4 separate regions of the Mus musculus genome follow, and regions 2, 3 and 4 are each linked to region 1. A link is a loop called in an ENCODE intact Hi-C map of the cell type or tissue named here. Cell type or tissue: heart. All regions are shown on one strand. Region 1 overlaps Mtss1 (MTSS I-BAR domain containing 1). Region 2 has its middle 57 kb from the start of Mtss1. Region 3 overlaps Gm36617 (a long non-coding RNA gene). Region 4 overlaps Mtss1 (MTSS I-BAR domain containing 1).

The links. A loop is a pair of places that touch in the nucleus more often than their neighbours do. Peaks named below come from ENCODE experiments on the same cell type or tissue, not always from the same donor. Only the 100,000 strongest peaks of a DNase experiment are listed, where the experiment ranks them.
Region 2: it touches region 1 in a loop (2.3-fold over the local background); 2 of 42 quality-filtered maps call a loop at or near these places.
Region 3: it touches region 1 in a loop (8-fold over the local background); 27 of 42 quality-filtered maps call a loop at or near these places.
Region 4: a loop joins it to region 1, with 4 times the contacts of the local background. A loop is called at or near these places in 8 of 42 quality-filtered maps.

Annotation. Positions count from the first base shown.
Region 1 is chr15:58,970,460-58,978,459 of GRCm38, reverse strand. Mtss1 (MTSS I-BAR domain containing 1) reads left to right here. Exons shown (of 15, transcript NM_144800.2): 4 at 5,900-5,984; 5 at 7,392-7,483. Among named protein-coding and RNA genes, the nearest start is that of Gm41330, 20 kb to the left of the region's middle. In heart, CTCF peaks have their summits at 3,135 and 3,934 (motif pointing left); DNase peaks (open chromatin) are centred at 1,831, 2,579 and 2,989; H3K27ac peaks cover 2,594 bases.
Region 2 is chr15:59,134,537-59,142,536 of GRCm38, reverse strand. No RefSeq gene overlaps it. Among named protein-coding and RNA genes, the nearest start is that of Mtss1, 57 kb to the right of the region's middle. In heart, no CTCF peak of the experiment used is centred here; a DNase peak (open chromatin) is centred at 3,586; H3K27ac peaks cover 2,815 bases.
Region 3 is chr15:59,288,280-59,296,279 of GRCm38, reverse strand. Gm36617 (a long non-coding RNA gene) reads right to left here. Exons shown (of 4, transcript XR_875370.3): 4 at 4,329-4,699. Among named protein-coding and RNA genes, the nearest start is that of Sqle, 23 kb to the left of the region's middle. In heart, a CTCF peak has its summit at 4,606 (motif pointing right); a DNase peak (open chromatin) is centred at 4,599; H3K27ac peaks cover 918 bases.
Region 4 is chr15:59,051,841-59,059,840 of GRCm38, reverse strand. It overlaps Mtss1 (MTSS I-BAR domain containing 1), which reads left to right. Exons shown (of 15, transcript NM_144800.2): 2 at 1,419-1,480; 3 at 4,750-4,823. Among named protein-coding and RNA genes, the nearest start is that of Mtss1, 26 kb to the left of the region's middle. In heart, a CTCF peak has its summit at 4,899; DNase peaks (open chromatin) are centred at 4,790 and 6,690; H3K27ac peaks cover 5,370 bases.

The sequences.
Region 1 (8,000 bases):
CCAGGTTTTCCAGCTCCTTGGAGAAGAGTAATATCACATGCAGGGGGAGACAGGCTGCTTACAGATCTGCTGGTGCCTTCTAATGGACATGCAGCAGCCTGACCAGAGCTAATTGCCCCGTCTTCCTCCTTCTGAGGGCTTGGCCCTGCATAATTGGCCCTGGTGTGGCTATGGTTCCTTACTCTCTCTATAAAATACACTATTGCCACCTTTTGTGCACTTGAGGCTTTGCTAGTGTGTCTCAGCTTCTCCCACCTGAGTTGCAAGCCCAACAAAGAGTCCCCAAACTCCCAAACCTGTATGTGCCAGTTGTACGACTGTTGTTCAGTAGCTGGCATGCAAGATACAGAAGTCTTGGGAGGATGGTGTAAAGATCAAGATTTGCTTCTTCGACAAGATAAGTGGAGTGTTCAGAAAGATATGATTAGATCAAGTTCCTTTCGGAAACATTTGCCATCAAAGTATGCATGAGGTAATACTTGAAGGGGGATGAGTGGTCCGAGGGCACAGCTCAGCAGCAGAGAGCTTAAAAAGCATACATGAGGGCCAGGGGTTCTATTACACACACACACACACACACACACACACACACACACACACACACACACACACACACAGGGGAGAGGCACAGAAAAGGTGTAAAAGTTTACATTACTCCAGATGTTTTGTAAGAAACACAAATTAGAAGTTATAGCTGATATTAGGGTGTGAGAGAGTCTGAATAACATTGAAACACCAGTAGTCAGCATACTGCCTTAAAGAATACAGCTGTCAGCATTTGAATGGAAACAAGTCAGACCCTTGTGGATGCCATCCCACCTAGTGGGAGGGAGGGGCTCTGAAGCGCATCATCCTTCTGTAGTGAGTCTCTTCTGACTTAGATCCTGCCCACCATGGACTCCTGTGTCCCTTTCATGATTGTTCGGTCTTTCCCCGTATTTTGTTCTGCATTACATCAGCAGTAGAGAATGCCGGCCATGTGCTTTTAAGTCCGTGTTTCTTTAATGACAAGTGGATCGTTTGCTTCATTGCAGGATGCGCGTTACCTTGCTTCCGTTCTTTTGCTGGCTTACTGGCTTCCATGGCTTTGGTGGTGACAGATTATGGGATGGACACTTCAGGCTGTCTAGGGGGAGGCGGGCGAGTACACCTATCATCTCATGGAGAGACCCAGGGCTTGGTGAAACATCCCCTTAATGCTCAGAGCATAAGAGTGAGCATTTAGAAGAGTGACCGTTTAGAACTGGGAATGCTTACGTACACATGAAAAGCCCTGAGCGATTCCCAGACTGATGGGGTCCCAACATTTGTGAAGTGGATGCAAGATTAGGAGTTCAAGGTCACCCTTGATTACTTAGCAAGCTTGAGTCTAGCCTAGGCTACAAAAGATGATGTTTTAAAAGAAAAGATGGGTGGGAGACTGCTCTGAGCTGTAAACAATAATCCTGTCCAGAGGAGAGAGATTGTGCCCTGCAGAGCTGCCCTGTGCCGAGTCCCGCTTCTGGGAGGTTCCTGAGACTATCATTCTCCCGTCCAGCAGGCTCCTAATTAGCCTTCCAACCGCAGGAGCCTCTGGCAGGACAGCCACAACACACAGTAACTTACACTTTGGCCAGAGCACTTCCTAATTCTATTCCTCAGCTCTTCCCAGAATCCAGCCTGACAAACCCGCTTTCAGTCTGTGCCTGCCACCTGCCCACACTGCAGGCCCAGGCCTCCTGCCCATACAGCCCCTGCTGTGCTGGGGGATGGAGCCGCCTGCAAATGAGGCAGCTTGGAGGGATGCGACAATGCCACTTGATAGACAGCCACCTTCCTAGTGGCCTTAGCCACGTGGGCTACTGTTTAGAGGAAGGAACAGTGGTTCCTGGCCTTTGCCCTCCGGGCTTCCTTCCCACCCTCTGAGAAGAAGTCATAAACAATTTGTATTCTGTCCGTGATGCTAAATGCCCCTCTTTGTCCTCAGTGGGGATGTTTGCCACTTGTCATAGCCGGAAGAAGTCTCCTGATAATCAGTCAAACAAAGAAGGGTTTGGGTCTCTGTTCTGTTCGGCTGCTGTGTGGCTTATTAGCAAGCCCAGCTGAGGTGCATTGAAGGTGCCTTCATCCTAGGGTTGCTCTGTGTGTGTGTGTGTGTGTGTGTGAGAGAGAGAGAGAGAGAGAGAGAGAGAGAGAGAGAGAGAGAGAGAATTTGAGTTTAAGTTCGTATGTGTGAGTGTGTGCCTTGGTCTGTTGTGGGTGTGGTGGCACTGCTTTTAATCCCCTCTAAGGATAAGGAGCTCATTGGTCAGCCTCCTGGTTCAGTGAAAGACCTTATGTCAAAAAATTAAAAAAAAATAATACAGAAAACAAATTGAGAAAGATGCAAGTCTCTTGTGTTCACACACGTATCCCTAAGGAATAAAGCAAACAAACAAACAAACAACCCAAATGAATTGTTGGTCCAGCCTCCAAATAACAAATATTCCCTCATTCAAGAAGTAAGGTCTTGTCCACCCTTGCAGGGTGGCCAGGTGTCTAAACCAGCCATGTGTAATGCCATAAATCCTCCCATTGTCAGGTTGGCCCTCTTCCAGATGTCTCCTCTGACTCTGTAGCTCCAGCCAGTTTCCTCCAATTCAAACCTGCTGAGGTCAGGAAAGCATCAGCTGTTGCTAAGCACTTAACAGAAAGGTCTGTTTTTAGGGTGACCCACACATGCCAGTATCAGCAACACTGGGTTATGGGGTCCATAGGGAATGTCCTCTGCCTCCTGCCCCTGTGCCAGTTACACAGATACTGCTGGTAGGAAGTTTTCTTAATGTCTTTTCATTTCCTGGCCTCTCTGTGGCTCCCTGTGCTGAGGCACAGTGGTGGGCACAGGCGTTACGTTCAGAAACTGCATGGAATCGGCCCATAGCTTGATTGCTTCTGTTAGGCACTGAAATAGTAGGACAGAAAAGATGGAAAAATGGAGCGCAGGGCCTGGCTGTCAGCACGGTCCTTTCCAACCCCTCATCTCTCCTCAAGGACACGGAAGTGGCAGTGGCGGTTGGCCCTGAGGAAGAGAGTCACACCACCTGGCTCTCTGCACTCCCATTTAGCACCTCGTAGACTTCTAGACTCAAGAACCAAACTCTCAGAGCCGGCTGAACAAACACCACCCCCTACAGTAGCTGTTAGATGAGGACTTCGGGCGTCCTCTGGGCCCTGCCGTCTTTTTAGTTGTCGACTATCTGAAGTATCACATAGCTGACTACAGCTGAATGCACATACCCGGACGATTCCTCCTGCTTCAGTGGCATTAACTAATCCTGTAACCTTGGGCAGGTTGTTTAAAGTACTTACTTCTCCCGTCTCCGAAATGGGCACCGCAGTGTTGTCAACACAACTGAGAATATTGTGAGGACTGACTGATTTAATATGTGAAAAGTACTTAGACGCTCTAAGCAGCACCCAAGTGACACATAATTCTATTTTTAAATAGCTGTATCCTATTCGGTTGGGTGTCTGTGCCCCACGGTTCATTTAACTAGATGATTATAATGGGATTTGTGAGGTGGTAAACATTTCCATCATTGTCCTCCCAGGTAAGGATTCGCCGTTTTTCTTCATTATTTCCTCAGATTAAGTTCTTAGTATATGAGTTGCTGGGTCCAGGAGAGGATGCTATTTTTAGGGCCTTTCTTGATAGCTGCTGATTTCCCCCCAGGAAAGCCTTAGTCTGCCTTCCTTGCAGCGGGGAATAAGCGGGCCAATATCCTGTGTAGTCACGTTATTAACTTTTAATCAAATGAAGGAGCAGGGAAAAGAGATCTTTTCCTGGGGGATAAAGCGGTCCTCATTCCTCACCTTTGTTCACAAGGAATAAAAAAAAAAAAAAAAAAAACACGCTAAAAACAGGCAGATAGGAAGACAGCTGGAGTATGTGAGAATAGCGCCCTCTCGTGGTAATCCCTGGGAAGGCACAAACACTTTGTAGAATGCCAGGTGGTTTTGTTTGTTTGTTTGTATTTTTGTCTGTTTTTTTTTTTTCCCCGGGGGTGCGGTAGGGTGGAGTGGGGATGGGTGACGGGTTGAATGTATCTGACACTGGACTTGAACTTGCTATATAGTTGAAGAAGACTGAATTTTTGACTCTCTAGCATCTATCTCTTGAGTGTGAGGAGTATAGGTGTGTGCTACTATGGTCGTTTCATGGCGCCCAAATGTGTCATAACATGCTAGGCAAGCACTTTCCTGACCGGCCTCCATCCTCAGCAACCCAAGGCACTAGTTAGATGTCAGACCAGCCTTGGGTTCACATTTGGGTTTTTTGCTGCAGCTTTTACAGCAACGGTTAGCAGGGAAGTGTAACTTTTATTCTTCTGGGAAAATCTGGAGGTAATTTTCAGTACTCAAGTCTGAGTATTGGATGGGGGTCCTGCTACTGACTCTGTGTGGGCCCAGACCTACATGTTGTTGACTGAATGGACTGGGTGAGCTCCCTGAAAATGTAGCCTCGTGTGTGTGTGTGTGTGTGTGTGTGTGTGTGAACAGTGTCTCACTATGTCTTCCTGGCAAGTCCAGAGCTTGCTGTGTAGACCAGGCTGGCCTGCAGCTCACAGGATCTGCTGCCCTCTGCCTCCAAAGTGGAAATGCTACCCATTCATTCATTCATTCATTCATTCAGATTTGGTTAGCCCCAGCTGGCTTTGAACTCACAGTGGCTGTGGTGGCTTTGAACCCCTTGCCTCTGCCTCCCGGGCTCTTTGAGTGAATGACTTGTGCCGCCGTGCTCAGCCGAACTATTACTACTTAGTAGTCACTACTTTACCGTCATTTGCTTGTCATGAGCTCAGAGCTTGCAGAATAAAATGGAAACCGAGGGGGGCTGAACCAACAGACAAACATTTCTGTAGAGAAGATAGAACAACATGTAGCATGTGTCATGTCATGGGTGTACACATATAATGTCATGGATTTTCATAAGAGTGGTTTCCCCTCCCTGGTGATTTGGTTAATTGTGTCTTAAGTTCCTGTGGCTTTCTCTTGCTGCCCAGAGAATAGTGTTTTATTTGACACTTACCCAGTTTCACAAGCTTTGCATGTGTGTTTTCCTAACATCATTGACTGTGCCTTCCAGGGTCCTTATGCAATTCTGATCTGAGGTTACAATCCATTCTCCACACATCCCAATAGATTCTGATTCAAGAATTTTTCCAGAAGTGGGGAGGGACAGAAGGCCTTAAAAACTAATCTGGGGAAGGGTGCGGTGCGCCCGAAGGGAAGGCATGCAGAGAATCTTGGGAAAATCAAAACATGCCTTAGCTCCCTCCCACACGTGTGGAACTCTAAGATCTAGGTCACCAGTGTCCAATGAGAAAATATACCATGACTTTATATTACCCTAGAATTGCACGGACCCTGAAATAATGAACCACAGTGGTCCTTAGCTCTTCCAAAACAGCTTTGAGGGTCGTTTGGGCAGATGGGGTGGGATGGGGTCAGGGATTTTTGGTCATCTTTCATGAACAATAATTGTGAGTGTGTGCGTGCATGTGTGCGTTAGACAAAATCTCCAGGAGTCCTTTTCCTCCACCATGTGTTGAATTCAGGTCACTGGCCTTGATTTCTGACTCACAACCAAAAGTACAAAATGAACGGGGACTCTCAGAATAGGAAACATTACATAGGACTGTAGTACACACACCACGTGACATCGTGTGTTTGCATATGCACACATGTGCAATGGGAAGTTCTGAAGGCAGCATCTCAGGTTGGCGACGTCACGTGAGTGTGCTTGGTCTTGGACTCGTGTGTTTGCATATGCACACATGTGCAATGGGAAGTTCTGAAGGCAGCATCTTAGGTTGGTGGCGTCACGTGAGTGTGCTTGGTTTGGGACTCCTGCTGATCTGGGCCTCCTTTGCTTTGCCAGGTGGTACCCGGGAGATCGGCTCAGCTCTCACCAGAATGTGCATGCGGCACCGGAGCATCGAGGCCAAGCTGAGGCAGTTCTCCAGGTGACGAGCATCCCCTGCCCTGTCCCAGAGGGTTAGGTTAGGGACGCGGTGATGTGGCATGCTCCCCTTTACAGCACCAGTCTCCCAGTAGTGTTTAAGCCCTTACAACCCATTCTTTCCCCTGCTGTTCAGTCAGCTGCTGTGTGCTAGGGATGGCTCCAGTACTGGGTCTCAGTGAAGAACTATTTATTAGTCCAGCCCCTGCCCTCGGGAGCCTGCCCTTGCCTTCAGATTTTTCACATGCCCCTCCCGGGTCTCCTTACTGCCCACCAGTCATGGAGATTTACACACTGCTGAGGCTCCCTTCTCACAGAAGCCTCTGGAAGGAATGAGATCCGCTTTCCCCACTGCCCTGTCCCCCAGGCTAATTACAGAGCCCCCAAGAGGGAGTGGTACCTCAGAGCCCTCTTCCAGTTTTTAGGCCCCCAGAATACAGCGGAATGGCAAGAGCTGGCTCCGTGACTTGGAGTCAGATGGCCCTCGTGTCCCAAGCAGATCAGCATAATTGTTCCGCCATTCTCTCTTGGAAGGGCTGCACAGCGTACACAGGCGCACCCAGATAACTCCTCCCTGCCATCAGTTAGAAGCTGGCACTTGCAGCTTGAGGCTGTTCCTGGTCTCTTCCATCTTTCTCTGTGTCCAGGTTGCACAGTTACTTCATCTTTATAACTTCAGGTCCAGAGTGCCCAGCAGCACCCTGGAGTCTTTAAAAGAGATATTAATGTTTTCCCTACTCCCTGAATTTTAGAAGGCAAAAGTTAAGCTCCTATGTCTCTGTCTCTTGATGGTTTCCATTTCGATGGTTTCCATTTCGCGGCCTGAGGGGCGACCCCAGCTTCCTGTAACCTGGCTTTTAATGTGGGCTGGAAGACAGCAGAGTAGATAAGGGGAGAGGCCACTCTAGCTTGGCACGCTTATGTCGTTTCTGAGTGGTGGTTTTTATATTTAATTTAATTTAATTTTTAAATTTGAGACAGGGTCTCAGTAGATAATCTCTGGCTGGCCTGGAACTCACTGTGTGGACCAGGTTGGCCTGGACTTCACAGAGATCCATCTGCCTGTGTTTTCCCAGTTTCTAGGATTAATGGTATATACAGCCAGCTTATATTTATAGCTCTCTACTAGTCATTAAAAGTATCCCGAGACCCAGGCCATTCATTCTGAGGCTGGCACTTCTGAGTCAGTGGCGGTTCCTTGTGCTACCATTACTTCCTTCAAGGAAATGGTTTAAGTATGTCTTGACCGCTAAGTGTAAATCCTTTGGGACGTCTTGCCGGGTGATCCAGGCTGGCCTTGAACTGCAAACCCTTCTGTTTCATCCCTGAAGTGCTAGAATTGGTGGAGTGTGTATCTGGAGAACAGAAAGGACCTGTTTAATCTCTCCTGTTCTTTATCTTTTGGCAAAAGTGCTTTGATCGATTGCCTGATAAACCCACTGCAAGAACAAATGGAGGAATGGAAGAAAGTGGCCAACCAGCTGGACAAGGACCACGCAAAAGGTACAGCATGGGCCCTGGAGCACGGTGGCTGTGAGTGTTGCTGGGGCAGGTGCCACAGGCCTGGCAGTCACGACTGCCTTATTCCACCTTGACTTTGGATGCTCAGTTGATGAGAGTCTCTAGGGGACACGCGTTCCCTCGTGCGAGGAGCCACGTTCCTGGAGAACTTCAGCGAGCTTCCGTGGAGCATTTTGACGAAAGAACGTTGTAAAATAGCAAAGGCTGTATGCACTGAGGAGTTACAGTTGTGAGCCGCCATGTTGCTTGCCCTCTTCTGAGGTTCACCACATGTGCTCAGCCATGGTTTCATTTGTTATCTACACGTGGAGAAAGAATCGATAGTTTACATTTAATTAGTTCAGTAAATACACAGCAATGCTAACTGCGAAGGGGACATGAAAGCGATATGCCGAGCTTGTTCAGGAGCGATTTCTTTTTTTTCTGAGCCCCGTCACAGAGAGAAAGCAGCGAAGGCTTCTACTTGACCTGCGCTTTCTACAGTAAGACAGAATCCCTT
Region 2 (8,000 bases), 160 kb before region 1:
AAAAAGCATTTGCTTCACAGACTCTAAGTGTGTATTTTTAACATGTCAGAAAGTGGAGTACATTTTTCTTTCTTTATTGATACAAAATAATAATAATAATAATAACAATAATAATAATAGTAATGCAATGCTTTTTGTTGGGTTGAGGTTTTTTGGTTTGGTTTGGCTTTTTGTGTGTTTTGGGTTGTTTTGTTTTGTTTCAAGACAGAATTTCTATATGAAGTCCTGGCTGTCCTGAAACAATTTGGTAAACCACACTACCCTCAAACTCAGAGAGATCCAACTGCCTCTGCCTCCCAAGTGCCGGGATTAAAGACATGAGCCACACAGCTTGTAATGTATTTTATAACCAATACACCCTCAGATTTGAGGGAATACATCATCAGCCATCACCAGGAAAAAAGAAAGCACAAATGGTTAGTTCACTCTCACCAACAATCAAGAAGCGCGAATTAGAGCCTTAGGAGAGAACCCGGCTGTCCTGTTATATGTGACAAAGATCTAATGACAGAAGTACTCTGTGGTTAGAGACAGAAGGAAAGAAATACAAGATCAGTAAATCGCTGGGTTGGTGTAAACTCAGGGGATGGGGCATTTGAAAACTGTTGACCCATCAAAAGGGCCAAAAATGTTCTTGCCATCTGACCTTTCTTCTAGGAATTTATCCAGGAACAAATTCCTGGTTGTACTTAGGGATTCTTCTGAAAGCGTGTTCTCAGAAGCCTTATTGATAGTGAAGGAGTGGGGAGCCAACAGTGTTTGGCAGCTATTGATTAAACAAGGGAAAGTGATTTCATGTAGTTGAACAATAAACGGTACTGTTAATAATTACAAGTAATTGTAAGCGTGCATCTCTCTGTGTGTGTGTGTGTGTGTGTGTGTGTGTGTGTGCAAGAATGGCCATTTGCAAGACTTTGCTTTAATAATGAAACTCCATTTCATCCCGATTCAATTTTCCTTTCAGAAACAATTCCAGATTGGAACGCACCGTGGTGCAAATGAGGAAGAGCAAGGTGAATGGAATTGCAGGTGCTCTGTCTCCACAGCTGAGTTCACATGAACAAACAGGCATGTTCCACTGTTACTGCTCTGCTCCTTAAACCAGATCATTTTGAAATCATTTCTAACTATCACAATTTCTACGTTTCAAAAATCAATGCAAACAGCTCTATGATCTCCCAGATCTCCCGATTCTATTACATTTATTTATTTATTTATTTATTTATTTATTTACTTGTGGGGAGCGAGTGCGCACGTCACTGCATGATATGGAGGTCAGAGGTCAAATTTGGGAGCTGATTTTCTCCTCACACACACATGGGTTCCAGAGATTGAACTAGGGTCTTCCAGCTTAGCAGCAAGCACCTTCATCCCCTGAGCCATCACACTGGCCCTCAGCTCCCAGTTTCAACAGCTGTATTCATCACTGATGCTGCACGTACACAGCCCTGCTCTTCCTCTTTGTCTGTTTGTGCTTGCATGCTTTAGCCCCTTTTCCTGTTGCTGTGATAAAATCCTCTGTCAAAACCAACTTAAAGGAGGAAGGGCTCATTTCGACTCACAGATCAAGGGTACAGTCCATCAGCCACAGGAGCTTGAAGCAGCTGGTTCCACAGGACATCTCCCATCAGGAAGAGAAGGAGGCAGGTTTGTTAGTGCTCAGCTCATTTTCTCTGTGTTGGGCAATCCAGGATTCCCAGAAAGGGAATCGGGTCACAGCGTCAGGAAGCCCAGAGGCTCACCTGCCAGGCAGTTCTAAATTCTGACAAGATGGCAATTAACACTAACAATCACATAGTTATTTTTATGAATATTTGAGATGAAGTGATAGGAAGCAAGTCCTTTTAGCCTCTAATGTTTCATAAGCATTTCTTTTCTTTCTTTTTTTTTTCATGGTACATGTCTATAACCTCAGTGGTAATGGAGGTAGAAAGATTTCAAGTGAGTCTAGCCAGGTATTCATAATACCAGAGCTTACAAAGTGAGATCTTGTCTCAAAGATAACAATACTAACAATAAATTAATAAAATAATAATACAAGGAGAAATCTGGGGAAGATGTATGAGAACGGGTATTAAAGAGCGAGAATAATAGGCCAGGCAAGTGGATCTCTGAGTTCCACTAGAGTTAGGGCTACATAGTGAGACCCAGTCTCAAAACAAAAAGCATTTCTTTTTTAAAAAATTATATTTATATGTGTGTGGGGGGTCAGAGGACAGAGCAGTAAAGTAAAAAATAAATTATATAGTAAAAATGGATTTAAGTGGGGGTGGGTGGGTATGGGGGACTTTTGGTATAGCATTGGAAATGTAAATGAGCTAAATACCTAATAAAAAATGGAAAAAATGGATTTAAGTAAGAGTAGAGTTGGTTCTCTCCTACTGTGTGTGACCCAGGGATCTAACTCATGTTAACACACTTAGCAGCAAGCTCCTTTCTCTCCTGAACCATCTAAAGAACCCAATATGGATTTCTTTCTTCCTTTCTACCTCCCTCCCTCCTTCCCTCCCTTTCTTTCTTTTATTTTTGTTTTTTGTTTTTGTTTGTTTGTTTTGTTTGTTGGTTGATTATTTTGGGTTTGTTTTTTGTTTTTTTGAGGCAGGGTTTCCAAGTATAAGTGCTGAGATTAAAGGCACGAGAGTCCAGCATAGATTCCTTAAGAACTGACCAGTTAGCCAGGCAGTGGTGGCACACGCCTTTAATCCCAGCACTTGGGAGGCAGAGGCAGGTAGATTGCTGTGAGTTTGAGGCCAGCCTGGTCTAGAGTGAGTTTCAGGACAGCCAGGGCTACAAAGAGAAACCCTGTCTCGAAAACCCAAAAAGAACTGGCCAGTTGCCTCCAAGTAGGGACCGTGGCTTACATGAACGTATTGTACCAAGGTTAAGCTTCTCACATTTGCTAATGGTTCTTCATCTGCAAGGACCCATCAGCCTTTCTGGATGTGACTGACTTCCAAGGGCAAGACCCGTCATTTCACAAGCCACCTCCCGCACAGGTGCGATGATGCTTTTCCCAAGGTTGGCTTCAGTTCATACATTTGGAACTGGCATCACCTAGGTAACAGGATATGCTTCTCAGGGCATCCCATCCAGAGACACACTGTGTTTCCCCCCTCAACAGCACTGCTCTTAACTTTTGTCACTAGTAATCCCTCGTGCTGTGTCTACGTGGGGAGCAGAAAGAGTAATGTAAGGCTCTGTTAGTTTCCTGTCCCTTACTAGACCTTTCTCCTCCTACTAGGATTCAATGATGAATCTCGCTTGCATCCAATTGTGTACTATGTAATAGCATGTCTATTTACCATGTAGTCTAATTTCTAATGGAATCATTTCTTCATTCCTTCTGTGTTTATTAGTTATAAGACAAACTCTCCACACATCTTGGTCTATTTCTGAAACAGACTCTGGAATCTTATTTTCACACCACAGGCCCTAACTCATTATCATCAAAATTTATCTCTATGCTCAGAGTTGTCCTAGGTTTGGCCACGGGGTCTACTCCAGCTGGCTTCTGATCCTTTTTGAAAGGCTCCCTAAGCCCTTCCCCTTCTACTTGTCATGTTGCTTTGGCACAACCAGACATTCCTGACTTATCAGCCATTTCTCCACGGGGACTGGTTGCCTGTGCTGGCTAATGGCATTCGGGAGCTGAGTTCTGAGCTATGTAGGCGTCTCATTTTTCTTCTCTGTTATCTGTGTCTTCTTTTTCAAAATAATCAAACTCACATGCCTTCACAATACACAAGAGTTATTTTTCGCCTTAGTCTTCAAGAGTAGAAAAACAACCCAAGGAGGGTGGGCTGTCACAAATCCCCCAAGGAGCCAAAATTCCTTGGCTCCAGAAGAAAAAGAAATTCATTGCCCAACTTTTCAAATGCCAGAGGAAGTGGCTCCCAAACAGAGGGTGGCCCAGGAACTTCCTGGGGTGGGGGTGGGGGTCAGCGGGAGCTGTCCTTCATCCTCAAAGGGCAAGGAGGCCTGGACAGGGTTCATATGTTGGGTAGGAACAGCAGGGCCAGTGTAAAGACCCAGAGAGATGCCTCACAGAGATTACAAGGCCCTAACAAACTGCCAAAAGGAGACGATATGACAGACCCCTAGCCCAAACACTGACTTTCAGCTGATACCTGACAAGCAGGCCGGCATCCTCTCCCATCTCCCTTTCCTCCCAAATGTCCATCTCCCTTTGCCCTGGCAACCAAACTGACCTATAAGAAAGAAGAGCTTGCCCAGGGGCTGCCGATACTCTTGTCGCCTTAGCTACTGTGGTCAGTTCTGACGAACCACATGACTAAGCCCCTCTCTTTTGCCCAGAGCAACTGCTGGCACCTTTGCCTGACCTCAGAAGCTTCACAGTGGACCTGAGTGACACTCCACCTCAGAGTGGTCTGAAGAGAAGTCTGGGCAGCAGCAGCTTTGGAGGAAACCGTCTCAGATCCGGGAGGGATGGCTGAGGAGGTCACCCTCCCTGTGCCTTGCAGGAGCTGTTTCAAGGAGTGTGAATTCTGTAACACCCTCAATTTTTTCTCACGTAAAGCCTTTCTTAAGGGTTGGGGATGCAGCTGGATGGTAGAGCACTTGCTTATCATACACAAGGCCCTGGGTTCGGTTCCCAACTCAGGAACAAAACAACAACAGCAACAACAACAACAGCAACACCCTTCTCTTATTGTAGAAACTTTATCTGGTGTGGAACTCATATTGCTTCTTATGAAACTTGCACTGCGTAGCGCTGCCTTGGCTCCCAATGGGGTCTGATCTCATAGCCCTGACCCTTGCTTCTGTGTGAGCCACAGAGGAGAGGGTTGCGGTGCTTCATCCCTGTTGCCTCTCTGCTAAAACAGCCTTTCATGACGAAGTTCACTCTGAACCAGGAAGGGCGGGAGAAGGGGAGAGGCAGGGGGTGAGCTAGCAGTTAGCTCAGTCTGTAAGGGTGCACTGCACAAGCGTGACGGCTTGAGTCTAATCCTCGGCAAGTAAAACCACCCTAATTGGACAGTTTCAGATAGTAAGACTCTTTGTCAGGGGCTGGGGAGAGATAGACAGCCCTTGAGGAATGACACTTGAGGTTAGCCTCTGGCCTCCACATGCATGTGCATACACACACACACACACACACACACACACACTCCTATCAGAGGTATAACTGAGGCTGACTAAGGCCACTGTTGGTTGTTGGTAAAAGGATATTGGGACACAGTAATTTAAGACAGAACTTAGTGTCATGCATGTAGCTCAGTGACACACCGCTGCCTTAGCCTGGTGTAAGGCTCCAGGCTCTATCCTAGACCCTCAGTGACTTCCACACAGCACAAGTGAGCACTCTCCCAGCTGGCTCTCTGCCCCCCAGGCACTACCACCGCACTCTCCTCTTCATCATCTAGAATGGCATTTATTTGTATACCTGATTTCATTTTGTATCTTCAGTCTTGACCCTTTATCTCAACTATTCCATAATAGCACAGAGGAGCCTGTCTCCCTGATTACTTCTCTACACAAGGACTGGTGGCATGAGACACGTAGTAGGCACTTGTTGGGTCAGAGGAAGTGGTGGAAGGGGAGAGAAAAGGACTTTTATTTTCCCTTTTGAAAGCTCATATTCATTTTTAAGGCTTTGCTTTCAACTGCCTTATATCCTGCATTTAGATTAAGGGTATCACCCCCTCTTTCCCTAGGTGCCTCTTGGCAATTCCAGGGCATTCTCTCTTCCTCTCCTCTCCTCTCAGTTGCTTACATTGTCTTCCTTTTCTCATCCCATATAAAAATGCTGAGTGTACAGTAGATACCTCCTACCATCCTGAGCACTAGGAATACAGGCAGGACTTGGGTACAGGGTCCGGATAACCCCCAAAGAGAATCATGACCCAGTGAAGTGCTTCCTCTCTATCTAAGCCTGTCCTGCCTTGTCCTGGCACTGAGTAAGGTGTTCACAAAAGCACTTAGGAGACGGTTCCATGATGAGTATGATGTGTGTGGTGCAAAAGTAACTGCTATTCTCCTGATGTAATTGATGTCTAGGAGGTTTACTGCTCAATAAGCTCACCTTTCTAGTTCTTTCTGAACTCTGGCTGGCTGGTTCAACTCAGCTGTTCTGGCCCAGACTCCTCTCCAAGCTGACTGATTCAATCTGACTTCTCTCAGCTTCTTACTGAATTGCTCTGTTTGGCCTCAAACTGACTCTGGCAGTCTGTTCTAATCTTCTGGCTCCTCGTTCTTGGGCTTGTTCTCTTAGCAACCTGTCTCTATAAACTGACCCTGTGAAAACTGCCTCTGAACTCCACAAACTCTACTCCACAGAGCTGCCTCTTAACTTACTGACTCAACAGAACTGATTAGAACTCAGAGATTTGCATGCCTTTGCCTCCTGAGTGCTGGGATTAAAGGTGCAGGCTGCCACACCTGGACTTAAATTTATCTTTACTTGAAACTTGTTCTAAGACAGGCTGTCCTTGAACTCAGAGATCTGCTTGCCACTGTCTCTTGGGATTAAAGGCATGTCTGTATTCCAGCTGGATCATACAGACCCAGAAGGTCTTTGGATGTGATCTCTTGCCAGAGCAGTCATTTTGCTGGATTAAATTTCCTCTACAGTGTGGTAGAGTTGTATGATGGTTTCTAGCCTAGAATGCTCTACTTAGGACAGGAGATGGCCATCTGAAATTATTGTGGCAAAGACACGAACACTGTTCTGGATAAAGGGATGACATCTGTCACTGCCTATGAGATAGATGGAAATGGAGGCAAGATCCCTGCTCTTCTGCAAGATGAAATGTAAAAAATATTTCTCTAGGAGTGGAGGAGAGGGGAGGGTAAAGACCAGCAGAGATTGGTATTTCTCAGTTGGTGCTCCACAGGTCATTTTCCTCATAACTAAAAATGTTTCATAAGTGATGAGTTAATATTTCAGAATTAGACATAATGTCTGGTTCAAGGAAAAAACAACCCCCAAGCAATAACGTGAGCTTTCTATGCACACATGGGGAGCATCTTTGTGTGGCTCTGCATGGACACATTATAGACAGAAGAGCAGGGAACTGGGCTAGGGATATAACTGGGTATTAAAATCCTTGCCCAGCATGGTCAGGGGCCTGGGTTTCATTACCAGATTTGCACATAAAAAATAATGGAATATCTCTGGAAAAATGGGAAAGAACAACTACTGATATAGGAAAACAATAAAAATATTAACTTTAGCTGCAATGCTCAGAGAGACTTAGGTTCTCAAATATGACGTTGATGGTTGAGCTTGTTTTTTAAGATTTAAACTTTACTAAATTGTAATTATATATTGCTTAATATTCCACCATATATCAAGTACCATTTCCCTTAGCCTTTCCTCTAAGGGGCAACATCATCTTTTCCTAAATGTGTAACTCTTCTAAATAATTCTATAGCTACTTCCTCTGCTACAAATCTCTGTGCTAGTCTTCAGTGATTTCCTCTAGGGGATTCTGACAGTTCCTGGACATCAATCATCAACTAACACACTTTTCCAAGCACTACCTGCTGGTATCTGGGCTGCCTGAGCCACACAGCGACCAGCGACCAGAGCCACCAGCTTTGTAAACCATTGGTACAGAATCATGCATTTCAATGAGAATTTCTGTTATTAGCAGAGTTAAATTTATTTGTTTGTGTATGTGTGTGTGTGTGAGTATGTGTGTGTGAGTATGTGAGTGTGTGTGTCTCTGTGTGTGTGTATATGTGTGTGTGAGAGTGTGTGTGTGAGTGTGTGTGTGAGTGTGTGTGTGTGTCTGTGTGTGTGTGTCTGTGTGTGTGTATATGTGTGTGTGTGGGAGTGTGTGTGTGTGTGAGTGTGTGAGTGTGTGTGTGAGTGTGTGTGTATATGTGTGTGTGAGTGTGTGTGTGTGTGAGTGTGTGAGTGTGTGTGTGTGTGTGTATATGTGTGTGTGAGTGTGTGCGCGTGCGTGTGCACACATGCATGCATTGGTGGGTATATAGAGGTCAGAGGACAACTTCCTGGAATTGGCTTTCTCCTT
Region 3 (8,000 bases), 320 kb before region 1:
TGGGAAACAGCTGTGGTCCTGGAGGAGTGAGTGAGAGATACATCCTCATCTGAAAGTGGAGAAAGAGAGAGGCTCTGCCTGCCACGGACACTGGCATACTCCCTCCAATGAGGCCACACCTCAAAAAACCCTTCCCAAAAAGTGCCACTCCCCGGTGATTGAACATTCAACTATGAGTCTATAGGATCATTTTTATTTAAATCACCACAAACTATGAGCGAGAAAATGAATACAAATATTCACAAATATATCCTGGGGATTACATATTTTTTTATTTTACTTTGAAACAAAGTCCCAGATAGCCCAGTCTGGTCTTAGAGTGGAGAATGACCTAGAACTTCTGATCTTCTTGCCTCTGTCTCCTGAGTACTGGGATTATAGTTATGTACTACTGTGCCCAGTTTTATGTAGTACTAGGGAGTGAGTCCAGGAATTCATGTGTGCTAAGCTAGCACTCTACCAACTAAGCCATATTCCCAATCCCTATTTCATGCCTTTTTTTTTTTTAAATCATTCAAACATTATAGACTATATGGAGTTTCTTTTGAAGATGATAATCTTTTTTTTGTTTGTTTTTTGTTTTTTGAGACAGGGTTTTTCCGTGTAGTCCTGGTTGTCCTGGAACTCTGTAGACCAGGCTGGTCTTGACTCAGAAATCCGCCTGCCTCTGCCTCCTGAGTGCTGGGATTAAAGGCGTGCACCACCACGCCTGGCTGCCATGATAATCTTTTAATAGATAAAGGTGATAATTACTCAAATTCTTAGAAAAGAGCAAAACCACTTTGTACATTTTTGGGGGGGGTGTTTTCGAGACAGGGTTTCTCTGTATAGCCCTGGCTGTCCTGGAGCTCACTGTGTAGACCAGGCTGGCCTCAAACTCAGAAATCCACCTGCCTCTGCCTCCCGAGTGCTGGGATTAAAGGCTCGTGCCACTACTGCCCAGCCACAATTCTTTTTTCTTCTCTCTGTCCCTTTGTCCACAAATCCTAAAGTCCCACCTCTGTCTCCCTGACCAACCATTGGCTGCTGGCCACTTTATTTACCAATCAGAACCAACTGGGGGTCAAGGACCCTCAGCATCTTTCATAAGGATTCTCCTGCAATTTTAGGAATCCAATTAACACAATACAAGTTTTAAACCTATGCTACGCACACTCCAGTGAAGTCTGCTTGGTAGGCCAAGAGGCCTGGAAGCTCTCACAAGGCAAGGAGTTTCAAGGAAACTCAACCTCCTGGAACCAGGCATTCTTATAACCCATATACTCATACCTTAGCCCTGCGTTAGTCTGGTGTATGGATCCACGTGCTCTCTTTTTACACGTGCTCTCTTTTAGTATTTTATTATAAGTGCCTTTAAAGATTAAATTCTGACATAGCTAAGCCTTCCCCAGTGTTCCAACATTCCAGAAAACCCTTGAAGCGACAAACTTGGAATTCAGTAAGAAGGTTACCTATTCAGTAACATTCAAATTTACTTCTAATAGAGACAGTGAAACTAATTAGGCATTACAAAGAACAGAGCCAAAATAGATCAGGGCCGGTTTGCAGAGTGTTTACTTGGGACAATAGCCAGTCTTACCCAGACAAGGGAATTCGCAATGGCCTAGTGAATAGGTGAGTTTACCATGAAAGAGTTAGGGAATCCAGAGACAGGTTTCTTCACTAGGCCCAAAGAAACAGCATAATCAGGCATTTACTAAGAACCCCTGGTGGTGGATTTAACAATAGACTAGCATTATACCTGGCTCCCTTCTTAGTGGTAAACAAGGCCTGGTCCCTGCCATCTTTTGATATATACATTTCTTTTGTATTGTGTCACTGTAACTTAGAGAGGATGTGTTTGCCTGGTTTCTTGTTACTCTTCTGTATAAAAAGTTTGATGCTCGACTTTTACATTCATATTATACACAATCTCTTGTGTTGCTTCTGTTTGTCATTCATTTGCCAACTCCTTGTCTACCTGCAACCAGAGACTCATCCTCTGCAGACAGGGACCAAAAAAGGTCTGCAGCAAACCTAATTCACAGAATGTGTCAGTACAGTAGCAACTGTAGGTGTTCCTCCAAGATCCATGACGTCACTACTTTGGGTAGTTGGCTAGGTTTCCAGTACCTGGTGTGATTTCCCTTCTGCTGAGTGAGTCTAAAGTCCAATTAGAGAGCTGTTACATTGTTACTTTGTACATTTTAAAACAGTTTTTTGAGATTATACCAAGGTCATGTAGGCCACTACTGTACTCCTATGGTAATCTTGCCACACTGGTTGTTGTGGTTCATAGGTGTCTTAGTTAAGGTTTTACTGCTGAGAACAAACACCATGACCAATGCAACTCCTTTTTTTTTTTTAAAGATTTATTTATTTATAATATGTAAGTACACTGAAGCTGTCTTCAGACACCCCAGAAGAAGGAATCAGATCTCGTTACAGATGGTTGTGAGCCACCATGTGGTTGCTGGGATTTGAACTCAGGAGCTCTGGAAGAGCAGTCGGTGCTCTTAACCACTGAGCCATCTCACTAGCCCCCAATGCAACTCTTGTAAGGATAACATTTAATTGGGGCTGGCTTACAGGTTCAGAGGTTCAGTCCACTATCATCAAGGCAGAAACATGGCAGCATCCGGACAGGCATGGTGCAGTAGGAGCTGAGAGTTCTACATCTTCACCTGACAGCTGCTAGCAGAATACTGGTTTCCAGGCAGCTAGGATGAGGGTCTTAAAGCCCATGCCCACAGTGACACACCTATTCCAACAGGGTCACACCTTCTAATGGTGAAAGTCCCTGGGCAGAGCATATACAAACCATCACATTCCACTCCCTGGCTTGTTCAAACATGAGTCTTTGGGGCTCATACCTAAACATAGCATAATAAAAATACATTGATTCTAACTTACAAAGCCCCTATAGTCTATAGCAGTCTCAACTGTTAAAAGCCCAAAGTTCAAGGTCCTGTCTGAGATTCATCCAATCACTTAATCCCCAAAGCAAAAGATAGGAAACCAGCTGGGCAACTCCAAACTCTGCATCTCCACGTCTGATGTCAAAGCGGTCTTCAGATCTCCAACTCTTTTTTTCCATTTTTGTTGACTGCAACCAACTTCTTTCTCCCAGGCTGGTTCCACTCCGTTAGCAGCTTTCCTCAGCAGATAGCCCACGACTCTGGCATCTTCAATGTAACTTCAATGTTACAGCTTCTTGTTTCAGTGTTTGGGATCCACACATGATCTTCTGAGCTCCTCCAAAGGGCTTGCTTCACTTCTCCAGCTCTGCCCTCTGTAGCACTCTAAGCTCAGGTTGATCCACTCCACTACTGCTGCTGTTCTTAGTGATCATCCCATTATACTGGCATCTCCACTATGCTAGGGTCTTCTGCTGCAACTGGGCTTCACCAATAGCCTCTCATAGGCTTGCTTCATAATGCCAAACCTCAAATCCTTTGCATGACACCTTCAATCCTACACTGGGGCATCGAGCCTCCATACGACCAAGAGCCTCCTCTCCCATTGATGCCAGATAAGGCAGGTCTGCCATCCAAATATTCAGGAGGTAGAGGCAGGAGGATTATGAGTTTGAAGTCATCAAGGTCACCAAGATACTGTCTTAGAGAGGAAGAAAGGAAGAAAGAAAGAAAGAAAGAAAGAAAGAAAGAAAGAAAGAAAGAAAGAGGAAGGAAGGAAGGAAGGAAATATATATTGAGTCAGAGCTTTCTAAAGGGACTAAAGCACTACAAATAAAAAAATTGTTTTCTAGCATAGGAAAAATAGCCAGAGTATGAATAAGGTTAAAGAGCAAACCACTAGCTGGCTTAGAAACAAAACACAGACAAGGGGTTTAAACTAGTGTCTGGAATACAACTAGGAGAACAATTTAATAAAAAAGCACGAACAGAGAATTATTCTCTATTCTCTATTGTTCTGCAAATAATGCTGAAACTCTGGGACAATTTCTATCCTCAGATAAACAGAGATTTGAAAAGCACAACCACATGCAGTTTTGGCCAGACCTTGGGCGGGGCGGGGGGGGGGGGCCCACAGTGCGGGAAGGAACAAAACACATTTTCTTACCAAAATCCCAACTTTTTTCCCCCTTTGCTATAGCAATTCAGCTTCTACAGAAAACTCTTCAGACATTCATGTGAAAAAGTTCTGTCCCCAGGTGGAAAGTTCTTGAAACAAATCACTAAGTGGGCAAAGTGGACTATGGCAAATTTGATGTATTGCTAGTATTCTGTTATGGGAGAATTGAGACAGATTCCGAATCTATATTCCTTATTTGTTGCATGTGGAATAAATACCAGCATTTACATGTTGGGTATAAGATATGGCAGATATAGATGGTGGCAAGCCATGATCAGTATTTATTCCTTGCTCAAAACCACGTCAACAGTAGTTTCAATCAAAGGTCCCTGAGTTTTAGAGGACCTCACATGGCTACCCCATTTACTGGATCCGAGTATTCACATGACCAGTGAGATTTTCAGGATGATTTAACTGCTTGGCTGTGGGAAGTCCATGGAGCAGAGTCTAATCTTGAGCTTCTCTCCTGTTTGCTTGGAGAGCCGCTTTGCTTAGTGATCTTAGCTGCAAAGGATTCTACACTGTGTCAGCAGGTGGCTCCAGAGGCAGCTGTTTGTAAGATGGCAACAAAATGAAAGCAGTGTTGCAGAGCAAGCTGACTGCTTAATCTCATGGTCTACAAACACTAGAAAAAAACAAAAGCAATATTGTGTAAATGCTATGTAACTCAGACAAACCTGGAAGTAATAGAGGATTATGGCCACAGATACTCTCTAATGTGAGTCACATTATATAACTACAATTATGTAATTATGTGAAGTGTGTATTATATGTATTGGGAGAGAAAAAACGTGTGCAAGAATGAGAGGGGCGAAAGGAGAGAAGGAGGGAGGGAGGGGAGAGAGAGGTTTAGAGGGCAGAGGAGAAGGTTAAATTTTCTAATAAATTTATTAGTCTCAAATGTTCTCAACCTAGCACCCATCCACTACATGCCAATCTCCTGCCAGATGTCAAAAGACCAAGACTGGACAGTCCTGATGATGTGCAGGAAAATTCTAACTCTTGGTACCATACAGGTCTCTACACAAAGTCAGGTCTTTATACACAGACCTGGGAGAGGTGGGCACTGAGAGTGTCCTTTCCCCTTATAATCAACCACTCACAAAATTGACCTCACCTCCTAGGAGTCCATTTGCCTTGGTCAGCCCCAACCTCATGTCACACCCAGGTTAACCTCACTTCACACCCAGGTTATGGTGGAGGATGTGGGAGGAGCAAGACTATTTTTTCGGGATAGCATTTGAAACATAAATGAAGTAAATACCTAATAAAAAAATTGGAAAGAAAAAAAAATAAAGGCATGCACCACTAACCTGGCCCCCTCCTGTGGCGTTTTGTCACAGTAGCACTAGAAAACTAAGAAAGGAACAGAAATAGGAATACCCCTCAGAAGTGCAATATAGTTGCTTTTGCATGTTTCAGAAATGACCAGCACCAATGGTGCCTAGAGTCTGGCCAGGGTTCCTCACTGTGCAATCTGGACGAGTCTTAAGAAAAGGATACCCACCCTATTCCAACAGTCTTTATGAGACATAGTCCAGGCTTATCAACAGCAAGGCTCTGAGGCCCATTCAAGTTTCCATGTGTTTATAAAGTTCGCATTTGGCCTCACTTCACCTGAGATATACCATGCCTAACTTATCACAGAGAGGTGACCACAAAGGGACAGATTTGGGTGATATTTAGTTTCTGCTGTTCAAAAGTCAGATTTGGCTACAAGATACTAATGGCATCCTTGGAAAACATATTGCCTGAAGTCCTCCGGCATGTTGAGGGCTTGGAGCTCAGTCAAAGGGTTCTTCCTAGGGGAGATAGTGCAGGAAGTGGGTCTGGGGTGGACAAGGCTTTGGCTGAAGGTGAAGAACTTTACATTTTTAAACATAACTCTGAGAGGGAGGAACCGTTGGCTCCATTTTCCTTTCATTACTATCTTGCCTAAAAATTACACTCCAGCCACCTACTATCTGACATTGCATCTTAGATTAGTTGTGTGTGTGTGTCTGTCTGTCTGTCTGAGTACATGTGTGCTATGCATATGTGTGAGGATATACTTGCTGTGAATATGAACCTGTGTGAAGATCACAAGTCAGTATCTAGAGCCCAGCGTGTTTTCCTGGGTCACTCATTCTCTCTGTTGGATTGGCAAGATGAGCTGGCTGTTTGCCTCCAATCACTTTACTGGCTGGTCTTGTAATACCAACTTGACACAAGTTGGAATTATCACAGAGAAAGGAGCCTCCCTTGAGTGTGTGGGGCAATGGGCTATGCACAGACAGCTTGGTCTCCAGTCGAGTTGGGAGGTGGAACCCCGGTAGAACATGATGGATGGTAATTCCCACCTACATGGGACAGTAGGTGTTCCCTCATGTCTCCTGGACCCTGGCTCCTGTCAAAGTTACTGTCCCCACAGCCCCCACAGGAGAGGCTCATGGCTTTCAGTCATGTACACAACGTCCCAAGCTTCTGACCTTCAGTCTAGACTCCTCCCAGTTACCTAGCAACAGCAAGATAACAGCCCACTATAAGAGGGGCTATTTAGCCCCTCCTCACTCTCTTCCTCTCTCTTTTGTACTCTCTAGCCTTTCTTCTCTCTCTCTCCTTTTCCCCCTTCTCTCCTCTTGGCCATGGCCGGTCTCTCCCTCTTTCTACCTTCTCTCTTTCCCCCTGCCTTTCTACAATAAAGCTCTAAAACCATAGACTGTCTCTGCTCATCAAGGCCCGCTGTGCTTGGACGATGGGATAGGCTTTCTCCTAACGAGTCGTGCCTAATCTCCTGTCAGAAGGCCTTCCTGTGCTCCAGCCATGGACCAGACTAAGGACTCTAACCTGCGTGGAAACCTCTCTCCCTCTGCTCTCTTTCTGTATCCCCAGGACCCCTATTCTGTTCTTAGCTCCTCTGCCATATCCAGGATGGGATGCCAGAGACTGAGAACCTGGTACGGGGGCTGCCCCTTGTCCACCCCCTGCCATGTGGGGTCAGTGGCTTCACACAGTCAGATGCCCACCCAGGGCCAAGTGGAAAGCGTCCAGCAGTCCTCCCGTGTCTGCCTGTCCAGAACACAGGAACTCAGGCCGGACTCGGGCTCTCTCCCTTCCCCCCTTTCCCCTACACCCACAGCCCAGCACTTGAGGAAAGGCCTCTATGAGACCCAGCTGTAAGGCATTTTCTCAATTAGCGATCAAGGGTGGGAGGGCCCATTGTGGGTGGTGGCATCTCTGGGCTGGTAGTCTTGGTTCTATAAGAGCAGGCTGAGCAAGCCAGGGGAAACAAACCAGTAAGGAACATCCCTCCATGGCCTCTCCATCAGCTCCTGCTTGAGTTCCAGTCCTGACTTCCTTTGGTGATGAACAGCAATGTGGAAGTGTAAGCTGAATAAACCCTTTCCTCCCCAAGTGCTTCTTGGTCATGATGTTTTGTGCAGGAATACAAACCCTGACTAAGACACTCACCCGTGTCAGGGTCACAGGCCTAAAAACACAAGGCCATGCCCTGTTTTCCCACTGTCTCTATGGATCTGAACTCAGGCCTCATGATCGCATGGCCAGCACCTGACTCACTGACCCACCTCCCTAGCCCGTTGTTCCATTTTCCCTAGAATGTCAGCTCCATGAAGGAGTGTTCTGCCCCTCCTCACCTTTAGATGTGGAAGACTGAACTCAGAACATCACATATGCCAGGCAAGCACCCTATTCCCTGCCTGGGTCTTTGCTTCCTAGGTATTACTGTATTCACGGAATCCAAAACTGCCTCTCCGGAGGCTCTGTGCTGAGTGCATGTATGCAGTTTCTTCTCTCTTCATGGAGAAAGAAGAAATCAGTTTCATCTGAGAGGACATCAAAGCTGTTTGAAGCCATTCACTGGATGTCCTCTCCTTGTGACAGAAATCCCAGGTCTGGCTTTGAAAAGCGGCATCATGAAGGTTCTA
Region 4 (8,000 bases), 81 kb before region 1:
CAGAGAGGCAGCAGTGAGGTTAGGAGGAACTGGTCCACGGTGGCCATGAGGAGGTGATGACACAGATGCGCTCGACTGCACTTTTAGACAGTTGGGACTTGACATCTGTGACGAAAGATATAATGGTTAATCTAATGCTCCCCCTGCCCCGTTCTCCTCTTAGCTACAAAAACAAGAGGTGGTATAATACTATTTTTACCTTGTCAAGATGCCTACCATTTGTATCTTCTTCTGGGACTATGACACACACACACACACACACACACACACACACACACACACACACACGTTATGAATGAATGGTTTAGTGACAAATAGCATATCCCCACCCATGTTTTACCTCTACTGGGTGTGTTTAGAGTCACATCTTGGTGGACGCTGACTCGTCTCAGTAAATATGTAATGTGTGCTGAGAGGGAGGTGGCAGGCTTCACACTGGCTTGCCCTGCTCAGATCAGAACCTACCCATCTGTGTGTCAGTGCTATACTCAGCAGGAGGAGACCCGCTGTGCTCTAGGATAAGGAGTGACTATGCGGTGGGGTCCCTTGGAGACGCACGATTGGACTTCAGGGTTCAGTACAGAGGAAAGATTATCCGTGCTGATTCTGAGCGCTTCTGGAAGGCTAGACCTAGAGCCCTGTGAACACCAGGGACAGACGGCTTGCCTTAGGTGGCCCAGGCTTGGGATGTGTCCCTTGCTGGAGTGTGCTGGGAAACCACCTGTTGTCACAGTGTACAAAGATGCCGGGGTTAAACATCAGCTGGGTGGCTATATTTAGGTTATTTTCGAGCCTTGGGATTCTGATAGGCTGATACTACTTCTCGATAGCCACCTGTCCTAAGGAGGGGTTTCAGTCATCTGGCTCCCTCCTTGTGCTCTGTGTGACAAAGTTAGGAGAGTAGATGGAGCCATGTTGTATGCACCAGTGACCAAGGAGAGAGCCTTGTATATCCTGGGATTTGGTTGGTTTTGTTTTGTTTTGTTTCCCCCAAGACAGGATTTCTCTGTTTAGCCCTGGCTGGTTTGAAATCTGAAGATGAGACTGGTTTCAAACTCACAGAGATAGATCTGCCTGTGCCTGTCTCTCAAGTGCTAGGATAAAAGGCGTGTACCACCACTGCCGGGCATGTTCTATATTTTTAAAATTTGGACCCATCATGTTCATACAAAATGCTGACTCCAAGGTGTAGGTGTTTGGCTTTGTGGAGCTAGGTTCCTGTTGGTGTCTGTGTTTATTTGCAAGATTATAGGGACAGGCACATCTGAAACGGTTCCAGGGCTATTGCCTGTCTCTAGTGTGTATATCACAGAACCCTACAGAGGAGGATCACATCTGCAGATTGTTCCTTGCATGGTTGGAATTGGGTGCTTGGCTCATCACACTGTGACTGATTGCTGGCTTTTGTTCTGTCCTAGGGGAGCTATCCAGTTTGGGAAGACTTCATAAACAAAGCCGGAAAGCTACAGTCCCAGCTGCGGTGAGTAGACGCGTGTATTCTACAGGAGAAGGCGACATCCTTAGGCAAGACAGAGGGAGGTGGATCGGCACACACGTCTGGCTTAAATTTAGAAGTGTCACAGACAGAGAAGCGCGAAGCAGGCACCTAGAGCCGTATCAATTCATAGTCTCCCGTCCCACCTTCACACCCCAGTCCCGTGTGAACCCAGACTCAAGTCTGCTCTGCCTCCCACCGTAGGAATTCTTAGAGTTGATTCCATAGAGTAGTAATGGGCAATGTTTGTATGGCGCCCACTGGGTGCCAGGCATATCAGCCCTACAAGGTTAAGTACAGGCATTTTCCTGGTCAGGAAGCAGAGGCACAGATAACAGCCCGTTCATAGAGAAGCCATTAGTGACAGAAACCGATGTAAACATGAGAGGTCCGGTTCCAGAATCCAAGTTTGTTCTCATCTACCTGTATTGTCTTTCCACATAGAGAGTTTAGAGCTCCAGTGTAGACTGATATACGGTTCCATTTACATGGAGTGGGTCTCGGCAGTGGTAGGCTGGGCCGCGCAATCCTAGGTTTACTAGACACCACAGAGATAGGTGCTTAGACACTTAGAAGTATGTTTTACGGCTCAAGGTTATACCCGGAGAAGCTGCTCAAACAAGGGGTGCTGCCGGTTGTCTCTAAGAAGCCCGTATGGCCTAGTGAGCCTGTTCCATTACCGCATGCTCCGATGGACCAGATGATCACATGCTGCAGCCCCACCCTTTATGAAGTCAGTGTGGGAAGAGATACGGCTGCGCTTGGTGGCTAACCCGGGAAGCATGGGACACCCGAGAACGACTATCTGGATAATCCTCGATGGCGAAATTTGGGGGAGTGACTGGCTGGTGTTGAGTTGGATGAGAGGGCAGAGCAGTGGAGCGGGGAGTAGGGGTGTTCTTGGAAAAAGAGCCACCTGGGTGACAGACAGACAAGGGAGGGTGACTTGTCGTTTCTAAGCCCGTGCCAGGGCGGACCAGAGGTTGCTGCTCAGAGCTCTTGCCTAGAGGTACGTGGCCCAGCATAAGGGGTACATGGCTCCTCGAATGTAGCAAGAAGAACTGGGCAAGAACGCATGGGGTTCCTTTAGCTTTAGCTATGGAGGGGTGGTATTTGCAGCCTTTTATATGACCCCCAAGTAGATATTGGCCTGGCTATGTACCTTCTCCAGTTACCGGGTCCTTGACAGTCTCCTTGATTTCTGAGCTCATTGGGTTATGTTTGGGTCTTCTTCTGAAGGGCTCACCAGCCTTCTGTCATGGGGCTACCCTGGTCTGCTGGCCATTTCTCATCCGCTGTGCCTATTGCACGTAGGTTAACATCCCTCTGGTAGGAAGGAGGTCTCCCCCTGAACTAAAGCATTTACCTTTCTGCTTCCTTTTCTTGTCCAGCCTCTGATTGTGTGATGGGCTTTCAGTGTGGGCCTGGAGAAAGATTATTCTCCTGGCCTTTAGCTGGCGAGAGTAGTGGGACCTGAATTGCTGAGCTCACTGCCGGTCTTGAACATAGAAAGTAAAAGTCAAGGTAGACTTTGAAGTACCTGCTTCCCCTCCCTCCATCTAGGTCTTCTGAGATCAGGGCACATTTCTTTATCATTTTATCAAGTGAGGGTTTAATTTTGTGTCCTGGAGAAAGGCTGCGGTTACCACCGCAGACGCAGCACATCTGTCTATCTTGGAGTGTTTAAGCTGAATCATCTCACTAGCTCTTGGTGGTTCCCTATTTGCTGTGAGCTCAAGTAAAGGGCCAAGATGTCCTTTGTGCTGCCAGAAAGTGCAGTGTGACAGTCATGAAGAGCTCCTAAGTCCTCAAAATTGACCAGTGTCTTAATTGGCTGTAGAAGTCTACTCCAGTGACTGTAATGGGCAAGGCTTGTCCACGGCTGGCCCATAAAATAGGGTTGATTGGCATTGAATTGAATGAGAGTAAATAAATCAAGCCAGCTTGTCAGGTATTCATCATAAGTCAGAATGAGCTATTTATAAGTCTCAGGATGTTTGATAGAGGTAACTTTTTCAATGTTTGCAGTTGATGTCAACACTTTAAAAATATGCATGAAATGTGTGCATGTGTGCATGTGTGTGTGTGTGTGTGTGTGTGTGAGTGAGTGAGTGAGTGAGAGAGAGAGGGAGGGAGGGAGGGAGGGAGGCAGGCAGGAAGGGGGAGGGAGGAAGAGAGAGGGGAGAGGGAGGAACTTTTGTTTAAAATTAAGCAGAATATATTCTTGATCTGTTAGAAACTCTCAGACCTGATTTTGAAATTTGGCTTAAAGGACCTCCTAGAAACCTCTTGTTCCACAGACACTGTTGCTGTGTTTAAGACAGACCATTTCTTTTTCTATATTCCGAACTCTAGTCTCGAGGCTTCTTCTTGTAGTGACTTTACCTTCATAGGAGGAAGGTTCAGTAGAGACTGGAGACATGTAATAAACACTTGAAGACTATATCAGTCTTCGAATTTGGTTTGAAGTCCTTGCCTGGTAGGGGACTTTTGTTGGTTTGTCATGGTTGGGATCCTGGTCATTCCTCAGTTCGTGATGTTGTAGGTCATCGAGTGCCTAGTGCGTCCATCTGGTTGTGCTTACGGGCATGGGTAAGGATTAAGGAGATTGCCAAGGCAGGAGCTAGCCTTAGTTCTCCCCAGTGTTGCTTTTAGGACTTGAGAAGATGCCTCTGAAAGAGCATCCTGTGCCTGAACAAAGCAGAACCCAGGGTTTTAGTCTTGTATGGTTGAAGATTTAGGGAGCAAGGCTGTACCTAGCTAGCACCCTGTGTCTGCAGTGGGTTGAGCTGGGCCTTGAGTCACAGTGGCAGGTCATCAGTCACTCTGGTATGAACCAGTGATCTCTAAAATGTCTTTTGACTTGTGGCCTCAGTTTTCCTTTTTTTTTTTTTTTTTGGCAGTGAAATGTTGATCTTTCTGCTCTCCAAGATTTGGTTCCCTGCCAGTTCACGTGCACATAAATTACTTTCCTACTCTCAAGCAGATGTCACCTGTGCTGTCTATACTTTAATGATACTTTCTTCTTTGGGGTAGAAACCCCTCCCTTTTATTTCTTTGCTTAAAGTTTCACTTGGTAGCTTCCACAGCCAGGCCTCCTTTGGGGTTGAGTGCTAGGGAGAGAACGCTATCTCCTGCTAGCTCTCGTCCCTGGAGGGTTCTGCTTGCTGCGGATCGGAGGCTTTAGCCCAAGAGCTGAGATGAATTTGCCAGGGAGACATTCCTCACGCTTTTGTTATCTGTTTGCATTTCAGGACAACAGTAGTAGCAGCAGCTGCCTTCTTGGACGCCTTTCAGAAAGTGGCTGACATGGCCACCAACACACGTGGTGAGCAGATGGGAGGCTGCCTTCCAGCACTGACTGGATCCAGCACGTGGGCTCTCTCTCTCCCCCGGGCGGCTTCCCGAGAAGATACGGCTCGAGTTATCAGAGCCTGGCTGACTCACAGTTTTCATATATTTTTAACTCCGTGGGGTTGCACACATTAGAAGTTGTAACTAGTTCCCCAGATAGTGAAGTGTGTGTGAAGACTAGACAAGAAAGGAAGGGAGCCACTGTTCCTTCATGAGGCGGCTTGCTGTGGGTGTAACTCGAGGGATACGCTTAGTATAGAGCCTCGAGCTGCACCTTTGTCTTGCTGTGACTCCTCCAGCAGGTTGCCTTAGGCTCTCCCATGGTACCTCCTGGAACGGGAAGTCCTGGAGATGATGATGTGGCTACTGTCCTGGGTTCTCCACAAACAAGGAATCCTTTTATGATAGGCCCAGTATCTCGAGGGCCGTAACTGTCTCTCTGTCCCCAGTCTTAGGCTGCAGACCCTGTGAACAAGAGACAGAGTCCTGATGATACCCCACTAGACAGAGTGTCCAGAGCCTAACTGATATTTAAAATATGCTTATGAAAGCAGTGACCAGAAGGTGAAATCTTTTGAAAAGATTTCATGGTTTCAGAGAATCCCAGGAATATTCGTGACATGTGAGAGGTGCCAGAAGAAAGTGGATAGTGTAGGCCCACCTTCCTCTCAGTCCCATACAACCACTCTGTCTGCCTGCTCCTTGTCTGGTCATGCTGGGCTCCCTCGTTACCTGCATAGCTGTGAACCTGCTCTAACTTTGGGTGTTTAGTGCAAAGCTGAGGCTCCTTCCCATACCTCCAGTGGTTCATCACAACCGGCGGTGGGCACTTAATTAAATATTTATAGATTGAGACTCCAGCTCCTTTTGTTGCAGGACTGTCACGGGACCACAAGAGCCAATATGCCTCCCCCTTGTCCCCAAAAGGCACACCGTTGAGTAGGGAGACTGAGATGTGTAAATAAAGAGTGCCTGTGCAGAAATAGTATGTGTGGTAAGGTAATAGCCGAAGCTCACAGCACCAGGGGAATATCGGAAAGTGAGCAATTAACCTGGTGCCAGGGAATCAGGGACATTTTCCCAGGGGAAGTACCATTTCTCCTCCTTTCTGAGACGCCAACCGCATCCCAAAAACATTCCCATGGAAATACGACCGTGACGTCAAGCATCAGACTTCCTTAACCTGGTTTGTCTGTGTGGTGAAGGTACTAACTAACCCATGTAATTTTGAAATGCCTTTAAAATGACTTAGCTTAGATGTACCTGTTGTAGAACCTTGGGGAACCTGGATTCTAAAGGAGCTTAACATGCAAACCGATGTTTGCTGTTGTGAAAATGTGACTGACTGTCCATCCGTGTGGTGTCTCTCCTTCCCCCCTCAGCCGTGTCTGGAACTGTCAGTCATACATGCGTTATCTACTTTGTGCAAGTGCCGTGGTGTGTGTGGAGGCCAGAAGCCAGCTTGCAGGAGTTGGTTCTCTTGTTTCTAACGAGTGGGTCCCATCTTTGGCAGCAGCCGAAATTACCTGCTGAGCCTTCTCTTTTTTGAGACAGTCTTAAGTAGCCAAGACTGAGTGCCTTTGAAGGCATCTGAGGATGGCCTTGAACTTCCGGTCTTCCTGCTTCTGCCTCCTGGGTGCTGGGATGACCACTGTGAGCCTCCTGCCCAGCGTGGGATTACATTCTCAAGGATCTAGAATTCAGAGCATGTTTTTAGACTTTCCTGTTAAATTACTGGGTGGGTCCTGAAGGGGCAGCAGGAAGGGTGACCCCGATTGTCTATAATTTCCTGTGGGAAGAACCTGTGGTTTTGAAGAGGCTGCTCCCAGAGTCCCTCTTGGGGGGGCGGGGAGGGGATTGGAGGGCCTGGAAATTCTCATGCTTCCAGGGGAGGGGAAACGGCAACTGTTGGAAGAGAAGCAGGAAGAGGCTCTCAGTGGAGGTAATGGGTCAGAGCCAGGCTTGGGGGCTGGGGAGGTGGGGATGTCTGCTGCTGTCGGCCTGTGTGTCACTGTGAACAGACTCCTGTGTGATGTATCTTTAAGACATTTGGTTTCAGGTTGTTTTTGCAGTACAGTTTAGAATCCAAAGTGTGGTTGCTTTCTTTTATTGGATGTGGGAACCTGTATGCCTTAAAGAATATATGGCTGATATGAGCTGTTTCCATGGTGATGGTATGAGAAACTTGGAAGTACTCCTTATTCCAACAATTTAATTTAGTAAAAAAAAAAAATTGTACTCTTTACAAAAAAAAAAAAAATCTAAAAACTGCATTTAGCCTTGCCCCTCTTAGAGATTAGGTTTAATGTCCTTGGTAATCATTTTTGTCACCCTCAGTGTGTATGTGATTCTGCATACGCCTCCTCAGATGGCCACTCCTGGGAAACGTTGAAGCCCCTTGGCTTCTGCTCCACACTACGGTACCGATACCGTTCCTCGCCGTCGCCTGTAGATGCGCCTCGCTGTGTCTAGTAGACAAATGGACTTCCAGTGCCTGGATAGAGCGAGTTCTAATTATTATTCTGTGGCTGGATTTGTATCTTCCCTAGGTATTTGCCATTACAGGCTGTGGTGCGGGCAATGCTTGTACATCTATGAATGTCTGGTGTGTGTGTGTGTGTGTTGCTCTCATCTTAATTTTGTTATGTGCTTAGTACGTATGTCCATATTTATGTATACCGGTATGCCTGTGGCTGTGCCTCATATGAAGGTCAGAGGTCGATAGCAGGTGTCTTCCTCCCACACTGATCTCATCATTTCAGCCTGTCTTTCTGGCTGGTGACTCTAGGGTCCGCCTGTCTTTGCCTGTGTCCCAGTTCTAGCCTTAGAGGTGCCTGCCACCACACTCCGGCTTGTATGGTTGCTGGGATCCAAACTCAGCTCCTCATGGTTGGGCGGCAGTGCTGGCTCTCCAGACGAGTGACCTATCTTAGTGGTCTGTGTGTCACCACGGACAGGATGAGTGTGTAGAAGGCTGTTCACGTGTGAGCTTAAGGGGGCTCAGAGCCGTTTACTGTGCTGAAAGAGTATCTCCCAGGCTGGCTCTTTTGCTCGGAGACTTTAGATGTAGTGTTTAAACATCTCTCTAGTTAGAAGTTGGTAAAAGAGAGTTACCACTGCCCCCTCCCTTCCTGTTTTCCTCTGCCCTCCC